Linked DNA regions of Homo sapiens: region 1 is linked to region 2. A link is a contact called in ENCODE Hi-C or POLR2A ChIA-PET data. All regions are on one chromosome and are shown on one strand. The core of a region is the stretch at or near the end of the contact, and the rest is flanking DNA. Distances in the headings are between cores, read along the strand shown. Region 1 holds the start of PGBD1 (piggyBac transposable element derived 1). Region 2 holds the start of ZSCAN16 (zinc finger and SCAN domain containing 16).

What was found. A loop is a pair of places that touch in the nucleus more often than their neighbours do. ChIA-PET counts read pairs that join two places held with the same protein, here RNA polymerase II (POLR2A). Pooled maps may share reads with other maps.
Region 1: a loop to region 2 is called in a map with no recorded cell type, with 9 times the contacts of the local background. The contact joins the promoter of PGBD1 here to the promoter of ZSCAN16 in region 2. A Hi-C loop is called at or near these places in 2 of 168 maps with a recorded cell type or tissue (HepG2 and endothelial cell of umbilical vein), 2 of 37 single-sample maps with no recorded cell type and 10 of 50 pooled maps. POLR2A ChIA-PET finds 5 or more read pairs at or near these places in 8 of 52 experiments (AG04450, CD8-positive, alpha-beta T cell, H1 and 5 more).

Annotation. Positions count from the first base shown.
Region 1 is chr6:28,278,679-28,284,079 of GRCh38, reverse strand. It overlaps PGBD1 (piggyBac transposable element derived 1), which reads right to left and starts at 2,508. Exons shown (of 7, transcript NM_032507.4): 1 at 2,162-2,508; 2 at 1-304. The coding sequence starts at 266. RefSeq lists silencers at 1-9, 1,960-2,136, 2,328-2,477.
Region 2 is chr6:28,121,632-28,126,763 of GRCh38, reverse strand. It overlaps ZSCAN16 (zinc finger and SCAN domain containing 16), which reads right to left and starts at 2,155. Exons shown (of 4, transcript NM_025231.3): 1 at 2,087-2,155; 2 at 934-1,351. The coding sequence starts at 1,320. ZSCAN16-AS1 (ZSCAN16 antisense RNA 1) reads left to right here. Exons shown (of 2, transcript NR_103456.1): 2 at 3,553-4,969. RefSeq lists an enhancer at 2,010-2,511.

The sequences.
Region 1 (5,401 bases), core at 1,259-3,758, 160 kb before region 2:
AGCACCAGCAGTTCCATTATCTGTTCCTTGGTGTGCATCTCCGGTCTCAGCCATTGATGACAAAGTTCTCGGAGTTGGGCCAGAGCTTCCTGGGGTCCGTGAGCCTCCTGGTAGCAGAAGTGCCGAAAGCGCAGGCGGCAAATCTCCTGAGTGTGGGAGCTGCCCTCCTGTGAGTTGCACACCTGCTCCCAGGTGGGATCTTCCTCCTTCACTTTCACAAGGCCATCTTCATTTTCAGGAGCAGGGCCTGGCAAAGCTTCATACATGTTGAGCTTAGAGGCTAAAGCTTCACTTAGCTTGGGGTCTATATTCAGAAATAGAGATCTGAGGCATAAGAATTTATCAGCAACATGCAAATTATAAGAGCTTCAAAACTGTATGTAACCTACTTACATTTTTGTCCCCACTGTAGGTAATGCTCAAAAGCTGAGCCTGCTTGCTTCTATTATCAGTGAAATGAATCAGAAGTATATTTTGAACTAGTACTAAAGGGCCTGAGTCCAAAGGTAAGGGATGTAGGACATGAGGGAAGAAGTGTTAGCAATAAGAAAGCTCGAGTAGCTTGCACTTCAGCTGGGGAGAGGGGATAATTTACCCATTGAGGAGGCAGATGGCTGCCTTCATGGACAAATAATACAGTCTCAAAGGTCTTCTATATCTGTGTAACTCTCATTGAATATTCCACTTTAAATGTAGGTGTAACAGAATGTTTCCAAAGTCTCCCATTCTCAAATACCTTTTGTGATGAGATTTTGCCACTGTTGTCATTCAAGGGGTGGAGTCTCTTTTTCCTTCCCTTGAATCTGTTCTGGCCTATGACTTGCTTTGACCAGTGGAATACAGCAGAAATGACATTGTAAGAGAGAGTGCTGCTGTAGCTCTTGGCTCACTGCCATAAGACTGCCATGCTGTAAGGAAGCCCAAGCTAGCTATACAGAGGTCATGTGGATGAGAACCAAAATGCCCAAGTTAAAGCCCAGCCAGGCCTAGTGCTCAAATAATTCACCACCTGAATGCAGCTCTATTAGTAACTCCAGGTGAGACCAGTAGAACCGCCTAGTCAACCCGCATAATCCTGAGGAACAATAAGCTGAGCTTGTTTTCAGCCACTAAGTTTAGAGTTTTATTTTTGATGCAACAATACATAACTGAAAAACAGTAGACATGCATCAAGTTCTTTTATTCCCTCTTTTCATTTTTTCCTTTGTGATCTCCTTAGTCACACTTTCAATATATCTCTGTTCCAAGAAGACTCAAATCTTTGGCACCAGCTTGCTTTTTGCACTCCAAACCCACATCTTGAAATGCCAGCAGCTGTGGGCCTCTACTGCACTATAATTTCAACAGATCTCAAACTGAAATCAGAGTCCCTCAAAGCTGCGTTCACTCGGTATTTCTCCATTTCTACTGGCATCACCATCATCTTCCACGCATTCAGTCTTTTAAACAGCCTCTATACACAATCAGTGAGTCAATTCTTAAAAACGCCTCTTGCAGCCATTCTTTCCTTCTTATAATTTTACTATTATTTTCATTCACTGTTACAATAATGTTCTGTTACGGTATTCCTGCCCAACTCCCCGCTTCTATGGTCACTGGATTAATATTCCCTAAAGCACAGTTGTGACCATATTCAACATACCTCACACACACATAAACACACACAAAGTTTTCATTAAACTCGTTGAAGTAAATTCAAACTCCCCAGGATCTAATCTTTACTGGGTTTTGCTGATTTGTTTGTCACTCAATCAACATTTGTGGAGCATCTCATTATTTTCCAGGCATAAAGTTAACTCTGGAATAAAAGACTTGGTTCCTGCTTTCAAGAAAGCCATGGTCTTCCCAAATTTCTTATGTCACTGCCATGCTAAGTACTCAATTTTTTTCCACCCACTCTATACAGTCAGGACCGCCCTTCTAAGGGTAAATTCCCAAGGCCCAGCGTAAATGTTCTATTGTAAAACCTTCCCTGGCAACCCCTAACCCTAACATATAGACAGGAAAAGTAAGCCACACAGGTTGAGATGGGGTATTCCCATAGAAAACTGCACCCAACCCTCATCTCCATCTCGTATTACAGATCACCAACCCCATCCCCACCCGGGTTCTTGAGGACAGGAGTTTATCTCTGCATAGACTCTACATGCCCGGCACGTACCTGGTATTCAAGAAATACTGATGGGCTTCTTCACGAATGCACGTAAAGCACCTGAGATGCCAGCAGCCAGCACCCTCAGGCGCGCCCCTGAATGTATTTTTCTGAGATTACACCCAGCATCTAGCACCGCGCCAGGCACTGAATACCGGCGTGTCTAATTGTTGGTTAATGGACCAAAAGTTCAGGAACGCGCACAACAAAGACGTAGCTGACCTCGTGAAAGGCTCCCGAGGGAGCTCAGAGGCCCGGTGCTCCCCTGTCGGGAGCGCCGGTTTCCCCAGAGCCCGGGCCGCTGGGCTGGCGGGTCTGGCGGGCGCTGCCGGCGCCTCCAGCAGCTGGGCGGGTACAAAAGCTTCTCCCTGCGCCGCGCCCGCAGCGGAGTGGCGGAGTCTGGCGGGTTCCCTGCCTCTCTAGGAGCACGGCCGCTCGTCTCTCTGGTGAGCCGGGAGGACCCCCGCTGCCACCTCCTGCCCCGCCCAGGTCACTCTCCGCCGCCGGACCCCAGGCCCATTCGGACGGTGCAAGCACGCCCCAAATTTATGTACATCATTTCGATTGAAAACCAACACAGTGGTAAATGTCTGTCTTCGGGGTCATCACTGGCTGGTAGGAGAGACAGATCAATAAAAAGACCATTATAGTAAGCTGTACAAATTATTTTCTTTAAGTATACATAATATATGTACAATAAAAAAGTCAAGTTGCAAAAGGACCATAAAACGAAAAGTGTCCCCTCTTTAGAGTTAACCATTGTATTTTGTTCATATTTATCTAGGACACTACCTGCCACACAGTAGCACTTAATGAACATTTTGTTTAGTGAATAAGTATTTATACATTTTAAAACACTTATGGTATCATAATGTAATTTTGCACCTTAGCTCTTTTCGGTTAAGACAACTTGGAGATCTTCACAGATCAGCTTATTCTTTAACAGCTAAGTAATACTGTATGAGTGTTCCATAATTTACTTAACTATCCTATTGATGCATACTTAGGTTATATTTTTTCTTTAAAAGCAATGCTAGAGGGAACACCATTCAATACCTTTACATTCTTTTAAGAATATATTTCTAGGATAAATGCCACATATTAGAACTGTTCAGCCAAAGGACACGTGCATTTAAAATGCTGATATGCAAGTTCCCTATTTGATTTTTAAGGGCACTTCTGTTTAAGAGTAAAAGGAGACTTTAGTAGAAAAATTAGTAAAGGATATGAACATTACTACACACAAGATAAGTGACAAATTAACATGTGAAAAGATGTTCAATAGTAAAAATATAAAAAACTCTTTAAAAAACAGACCCATTATTTATTCATTTACCTACTGAGTTTTGGCAATTATGAATAAAGCCGCTATAAACATCTGTGTGCAAACTTCTGTGTAGACACTGGTTTTCAGCTCCTTTGGGTAAACACTAAGGAGGGCGATTGCTGTATCACATGGTAAGAGTATGTTTAATTTTGTACGAAACTACCTAACTGTCATCCAAAGTGGCTGTATCATTTTGCATTCCCACCAGCAATGAATGAGAGCTCCTGTTGTTCCACATCCATACCAGAATTTGATGTGTCAGTGTTCTGGATTTTGGTCATTCTAATAGATGTGTAGTGGCATCTCACAGTTGTTTTAATTTGCAATTTCCCTGATGGGATATGGTGTGGAGCATCTTTTCATATGCTTATTTTCCATCTGTATATCTTCTTTAATGAGGTGTCTGTCAAGGTCTTTGGCTCATGTTTGAATCGGGTTGTTTCCTTATTTCTGAGTTTTAAGAGTTCTTTCTGTATTTTGGATAACAGTCCTTTAACAGATATTTCTTTTGCTGTGGTATATGCAGACAATGGAATATTATTCAGTGCTAAAAAGAAATAAGCTGGCCAGACACGGTGGCTCAAGCCTGTGATCCCAGCACTTTGGGAGGCTGAGGCAGGTGGATCACTTTGAGCTCAGGAGCTGGAGACTAGCCTGGGCAACACAGTGAAACCCCATCTCTACTAAAAATACAAAAAATTAGCCGGCCGTGGTGGTGTGCGCCTGTGGTCCCAGCTACTCAGAAGGCTGAGGCTGGAGAATTGCTTAAACCCAGGAAGCAAAGGTTGTAGTGAGCCAAGATCGTACCACAGCACTCCAGCCTGGCCAACAGAGTGAGACCTTATGTCAAAAAAAAAAAAGAAAAAAAAAAGAAATGAGCTATCAAGGCATGAAAAGATATTGAGAAAATTTAAAAGCATATTACAAAGTGAAAGAATCCTGTCTGAAAAGCTACATACTGTATGATTTCAACTACAAGTTGAGTATCCCTTATCTGAAATGCTTGGGGCCAGAAGTGTTTCCAATTTCGGATTTTGGAATATATACATACATTATGAAATATCTTAGGGATGAGGCCCAAGTCTAAACATGAAATTCATTTGTTTCATATATACCTTACTCACATAGAGCTAATTTTATACAGTTTAAATACTTTCGTGCATGAAACATAGTCTTTTTTTTTGAGATTGAGTCTTGCTCTGTTGCCCAGACTGGAGTGCAGTGGCACAATGTTGGCTCACCACAACCTCCGCCTCCTGGGTTCAAGCGATTCTCGTGCCTCAGCCTCCCAAGTAGCTGGAACTACAGGTGCATGCTACCACACCCGGCTAATTTTTATATTTTTAGCAAAGACGGGGTTTCGCCATGTTGGCCAGGCTGGTCTCAAACGCCTGACCTCAGGTGATCCACCCACCTTGGCCTCCCAAAGTGCTGGGATTACAGGCTTGAGCCACTGCACCCAGCCGAAACAAAGTATTGACTGGATTTTGTCTATGACCTGTCACGAGGTCAGGTATGAAATTTTTCACTTGTAGCATCATGTTGGTGCTGAAGTTTCACATTTTAATGCATTTTGGATTTTGGGTTTTCAGATTAGCTGTACTCAACCTGTATACATGACATCCTGGAAAAGGCAAAACTATAAAGACTGTAGAAAGGTCAGTGGTTGCTAGGGGCTGGAAAAAGGGAGGGATGAATAATAGGTAAGGCACAGAGGATTTTTAGGGCAGTGAAACTATAATGGTGGACACGATATTATGTATTTGTCCAGACCCATAAAATGAACAATACCAAGAGTGAACCCTAATGTAAACTATGGTCTTTGGGTGATAATATGTCAATGTAGGTTCATCAATTGTAACAAATGTCACCCTGGGAGGGGATGTTGATAATAGGGGAGGCTATACATGAATGGGAGCAGT
Region 2 (5,132 bases), core at 906-3,405:
TAAGGTGAATTTTATGGAAACTTAAGTAACTTCAGATAAAACAATCAAATGAAACATCTTCCAGGGACATAGAAAGGGGGGACAAATTCTCATTTCATTGTAAATGGCAATAATGGCTAGGAGAAGGAACAGAGGCTAATCTCTACAATTCAGGACACTAGAGAGTAAAATTCAACGTCTCTTCTTTCATTGATCTGCAGAAGTCCAGGATCAGAGCACTGGGATTTGGAAGGTAGCTTAAAAATCATCTAGCCCAACTTCCAGCAAATGGGAGCATTTCTTCTATAACCATGCTATCCGATATGGTAGTCACTAGCAAAATGTGGTTACTGAGTACTTAAAATATGGCTAGTACAAATGAGATAAGCTAAATGTAAGATACATACCAAATTTTGAAAATTTAAAGCACAGATATCTAAAATACCTCATTAAAAATATTGATTACATGATTAAATATTGTGGGCTAAATAAAATATATATTTCACCTTTTTTTTTAATGTGGCTACTAGAAAATTTAAATACATATACAGCTTGCATTATATTTCTGTTGGACAGTCCTATTCTGCAATATCCTTGACATCTACTTGAATCTCCGCTTGAATACCTATATGGAAAGGGAGTTTCTTATGGGGTAGCCTATTTTATTTATGGGTATCTATGAATGGCAGAAAATTATTTCTTTTCCTCTGATACCTGATTGCCTTTTGGTAACTTCCCACTGATCCTAGCCTTCCAAACAGGCATAGAATCAGTCTAGTGACTCTCCTCTCTTTACCCAGCCACACTTTAATTATTTGACATAGGTAGTCAGGTCCCTTCCTATGCCTTGTTCTTTAGAGGATAAATATTTTCAGATGTTCTTTCATATGCCTTTTGCTTTGGCTCCATCCATATCCCCTGATCACTCACAGCCAGATGACTGCCCCTTCACACCTGCTTTCCAGGTTCATCAAGCTCTCTCTCCAGATCCTCCAGTACCGTCACTGCCTCCTCTCCAGTCTCTGGATGGTGTGCACGCACCCATGCTTGCAGGTCTTTAGGAAGAATGCTCAGGAACTGTTCTAGCACCAGCAGGTCTAAAATCTGCTCCTTGGTGTGGCATTCTGGCCTCAGCCACTGACGGCAGAGCTCCCACAGCTGGGTAAGAGCTTCACGGGGTCCAGGTGCATCCTGATAGCAGAGCTTCCTGAAGTGTTGTCTATAGAGTTCCCTCCTGTGAGGACTGCACTTTTGTGAGCTGGAATCCTGTCCCCAGTAATGGTCCTCTGCCTTAATTATCAGAAGTCCTTTTTGGTCCTCAGGTTCCAGGGCTGTGGTCATTCTGGGCTTTGCCAGGAGATTTATCCTCTATCTGGGATTGAGTCAAAGAGAATCTCTTAGAATCCTGCCTCAGAGACACTCCTAAGGCATAAAAAGTTGTTACCATAGAGAAATTACAAAAATTTCTGTGAACATAAACACATCATAATGAAGCCAAGCCACCAGAAGTCAATCAGAGAAAACAGTCTTATAGGAAGCTGAAACAAAACAAAACAAAACAAAACAAAAAACAGTGACGCAGGGATATGATTTGAATCTGTGCTCTATTGTGTAACTTAGAGGAAGTTATTTATCTGGACTAGAACTACAGATCCTCAGGTACAATTCTCATGTGTGTTACAGGGTTGATATACAGATTACATGAGAACGTATGCAACGTCCCTGGCATGGCAGCGGGCACTAGTAAGCACTAAATAAACGCCAAGTATTATTAACGGCTTTGTTAAAAGGCTCTTCATTCTGTTACCATGAGATGCACGGGCCAGCTTGTGCCCCCAGGATTCACTGGTTATAGGATATGTGTGCCAACCCTGGAAGGGGATCAGACAGATGCCTCTGCAGAGGAACCCGCAACCAGTGTCCCCCTTCCACCCATCCTCTCCCGGAAGGCTGGGCCAAATCCTCTCCTGTAGATCTGTTGGGGGGCGGAGGGAGGGACAGGAGTGTTACACTCTGCCCGCGACAGGGAGGTGTGGGGAGGGTGTTGCTGCTGACCACAGCTGCGTCTTGTCCCCTTTTCTCCACCTGGGAGCCGGGAGACACTCACCTTACGCGCAGGGAGGAACAGGTGCAACAGCTAGCGTCCTTTGGACAGCCCCGAACAAAGACTAGACTCAAAGACACCAATCGGCGCCCGGCCGCTTCAGCCGGGCACTTCCGGGCCGCTCTAGGAAGCTTCGCCTCTGTGGCAGCTTGAGTGCTTGCCTCCTCGGCCCTAGCCAGTGGAGGACCCGGCTTTTACGCCTCGTATTGATGGGATTGCGGGATCTGCGAGCAAGTCTTATTTGTACTTCTTTAAAACGTTTTTCGGTTTAATTATTGAGTAATATGGATAAGTAATGCATTCACATACATTTATTAAAAAGAGTAAATGTCCCCCAGCGTCTAGTTTGACAATATTTTTCGTGACTTGTATATCCTTCCGTAGATATATTACACCGTTATAGATTGTCCGCGCTTTTTCCCCTCTGCACAAATAGTAGCACTTCTGTACCTTTCTTATTTTTCTTTTTACCAGGTGGTCTTGGTAAAGGCTGTACATAAGTGTTTCCTTGATCTTGCTCTTTTTTAAACAACTGCACGGTATTCAACTGTGTATTATGTTCTATAATTTGTTAATAAGTACCCCATTGGTGGTCATGAGGTTGTTTCCAATTCTTCTTTTTCAAACATTGCTGCAATAACTTACTGTGAACTCACATCATTTTTCATGTGTAAGGATATATCCATAGTCTGTATGTCTAGAAAGGGAATTACTACAGCATAGAATAGGGAAATTTGTACTTTTGTTAATGCCAAATCACCAATCATAGGATCTACTAGCAGTATTCTTATTTACCTATACTTGTCAACACAGTGTTATAAAATATTTTGATCTTTGCCAAATTGATGGGTGAAAAATGCTCTTAGTTTTTTACTCCCTCTTCTCCTTTCTTACACAAATATTGATTTATCTACTATGCCAGGCACTATTGTGGAAGCTGGAACTAATTTTGAGCAAAACAATGCCCTTCCTTTCATGGAATTTATAATCTTGTGTGTGTGTGTATGTGTGTGTGTGTGTGTGTGTGTGCTGGGGAGGCAGGCAATAAACCAAAAAATATACATAGTGTATAGAGAGTGGATATCAGTTCTAAGGAGAAAATAAAGGAAATAGGGAATTTGGGGTGAGAATGAAGTGATGCAATTTAAATAGGATATTCATGGAGGACCTGACTAGGAAATTGACATTTGAGCAAAGATTGAGGGAGCTGAGGGAATGGGCCATCAGGGATAAAGATGTTTCAGGGAGAGGGATAACAAATGCAAAAGCCTGGAGTGGAGTGTGTTTTAAGTATTTTGGGCAAAGGAAGGGTGCTTGTTTTTCTGGAGCTGAGTGAGCAAAAGAGCGTTGGGTGGAGAGATAGTGAGAGCCTTGGGTGAGTGCAAGGGTATTTTTACTCTAAAATGATAAAATGATAAGCTACTCAGTTTATTTTCTTTTCTCTTTTCTTTCCTTTTCCTTTGTTTTAGGAGATGGGTCTCACTCTGTCACCCAGACTGGAGTGCAGTGAGTGGTGCGATCATAGCTTACTGCAGCCTGAAACTCCTGGGCTCAAGTGATCTTCTCGCCTCAGCCTCCTGAGTAGCTGGAGCTACAGGTGTGAGCTACCCAGCATGGCTCATTTGAGATTTCTGAGTAGAGAAGTAACATGATTAAACTTGGGTATTGAGATTATTATTTTGGCTGCTATGTTAACAGTAGACTTGAATGTGAAGGGGTTGGGCAAGGGCAGAAGCAGGGAGACAGGTTGGAAAGTTGGAGTGGGAAGGGCCTTTTTAAGAATAACACAAACCCCTAAAGACATAAAACTGAAAAGGCCATGGAGGAAAAGATAAATGAAACTGGCCTTGTAAAATTGAAATATTTGAATGAAAAAAGTAAAAATAAAATATAAACTAAAAGTAAAATATGCCACACATCTAAAAGACACAGCTGATTTTCCTGATATACAAAGACCTTTTATCTTACCAAAAAATAAAAATATGAACAAGCCAATAGAAAAATAGACAAAGTACTTAACCTGCATGCATTTATTGTCAGGCCTCTGACAATATGATACTAAGCCATCATAGCCCCTGTGACCGCCACGTATACATCCAGATGACCTGGAGCAACTGAAGAACCACAAAAGATGGCATTCCACCATTGAGATTTGTTCCTGCCCCACCCCAACTAATCAATCGACCTTGTGACATTCCCCCTGCCCCCGACAGTGAGTCTCATGATCTCCCCACCCAGCACCTTGGCACCTTGTGACCCCCGCCCCTGCCCACAAGAGATAACCACCTTTAACTGTAATTTTCCACTACCTACCCAAATCCTATAAAACTGCCCCACCCCTATCTCCCTTTGCTGACTCTCTTTTTGGACTCAGCCCACTTGCACCCAAGTGAAATAAACAGCCTTGTTGCTCACACAAAGCCTGTTGGTGGACTCTCTTCACACAGACTCACTTGACATTTATAGAACACAAAATTAAGAATAGTGAATATGAAAAGGTTCACTAATAAGAATTTAAACAAAACAAGAAAGATTTTTAAGATTGCTAAAGACAAACGATTTATAATATTCAGTGTTAGGAGGTGTGTGGATATACAGGCATACTTAGTTTTACATTTTTAGAAGGTAAGACTTATTTAGAAGGTAAGAAGTTGTCCATACCCCTTGATTCAACAACTTAGCTTCTTGGAATTATCCATATAGAAATGCTTACATAAATGTTTGAACGTATGTACAAAGAAGCACTATTTATTTAAATTGGGAAACTTGAATGCCTAACATTTGGAATTTAAATTTTTATATGTCTATTCATTAAAATACCACCCAGTTTTTAGAAACTAAGAGATGCTAAAGGTATATTGAGTAAAATAAAAAGTTACAAAAGATATGGTATGATTGTTTTTGTGAAAATTATTATCTTAAAAATGTTGGCCGGGCAAGGTGGCTCACACCTGTAATCCTAGCACTTTGGGAGGCCGAGGCAGGCGGATCACGAGGTCAAGAGATCGAGACCATCCTGGCCAACACGGTGAAAGCCCATCTGTACTAA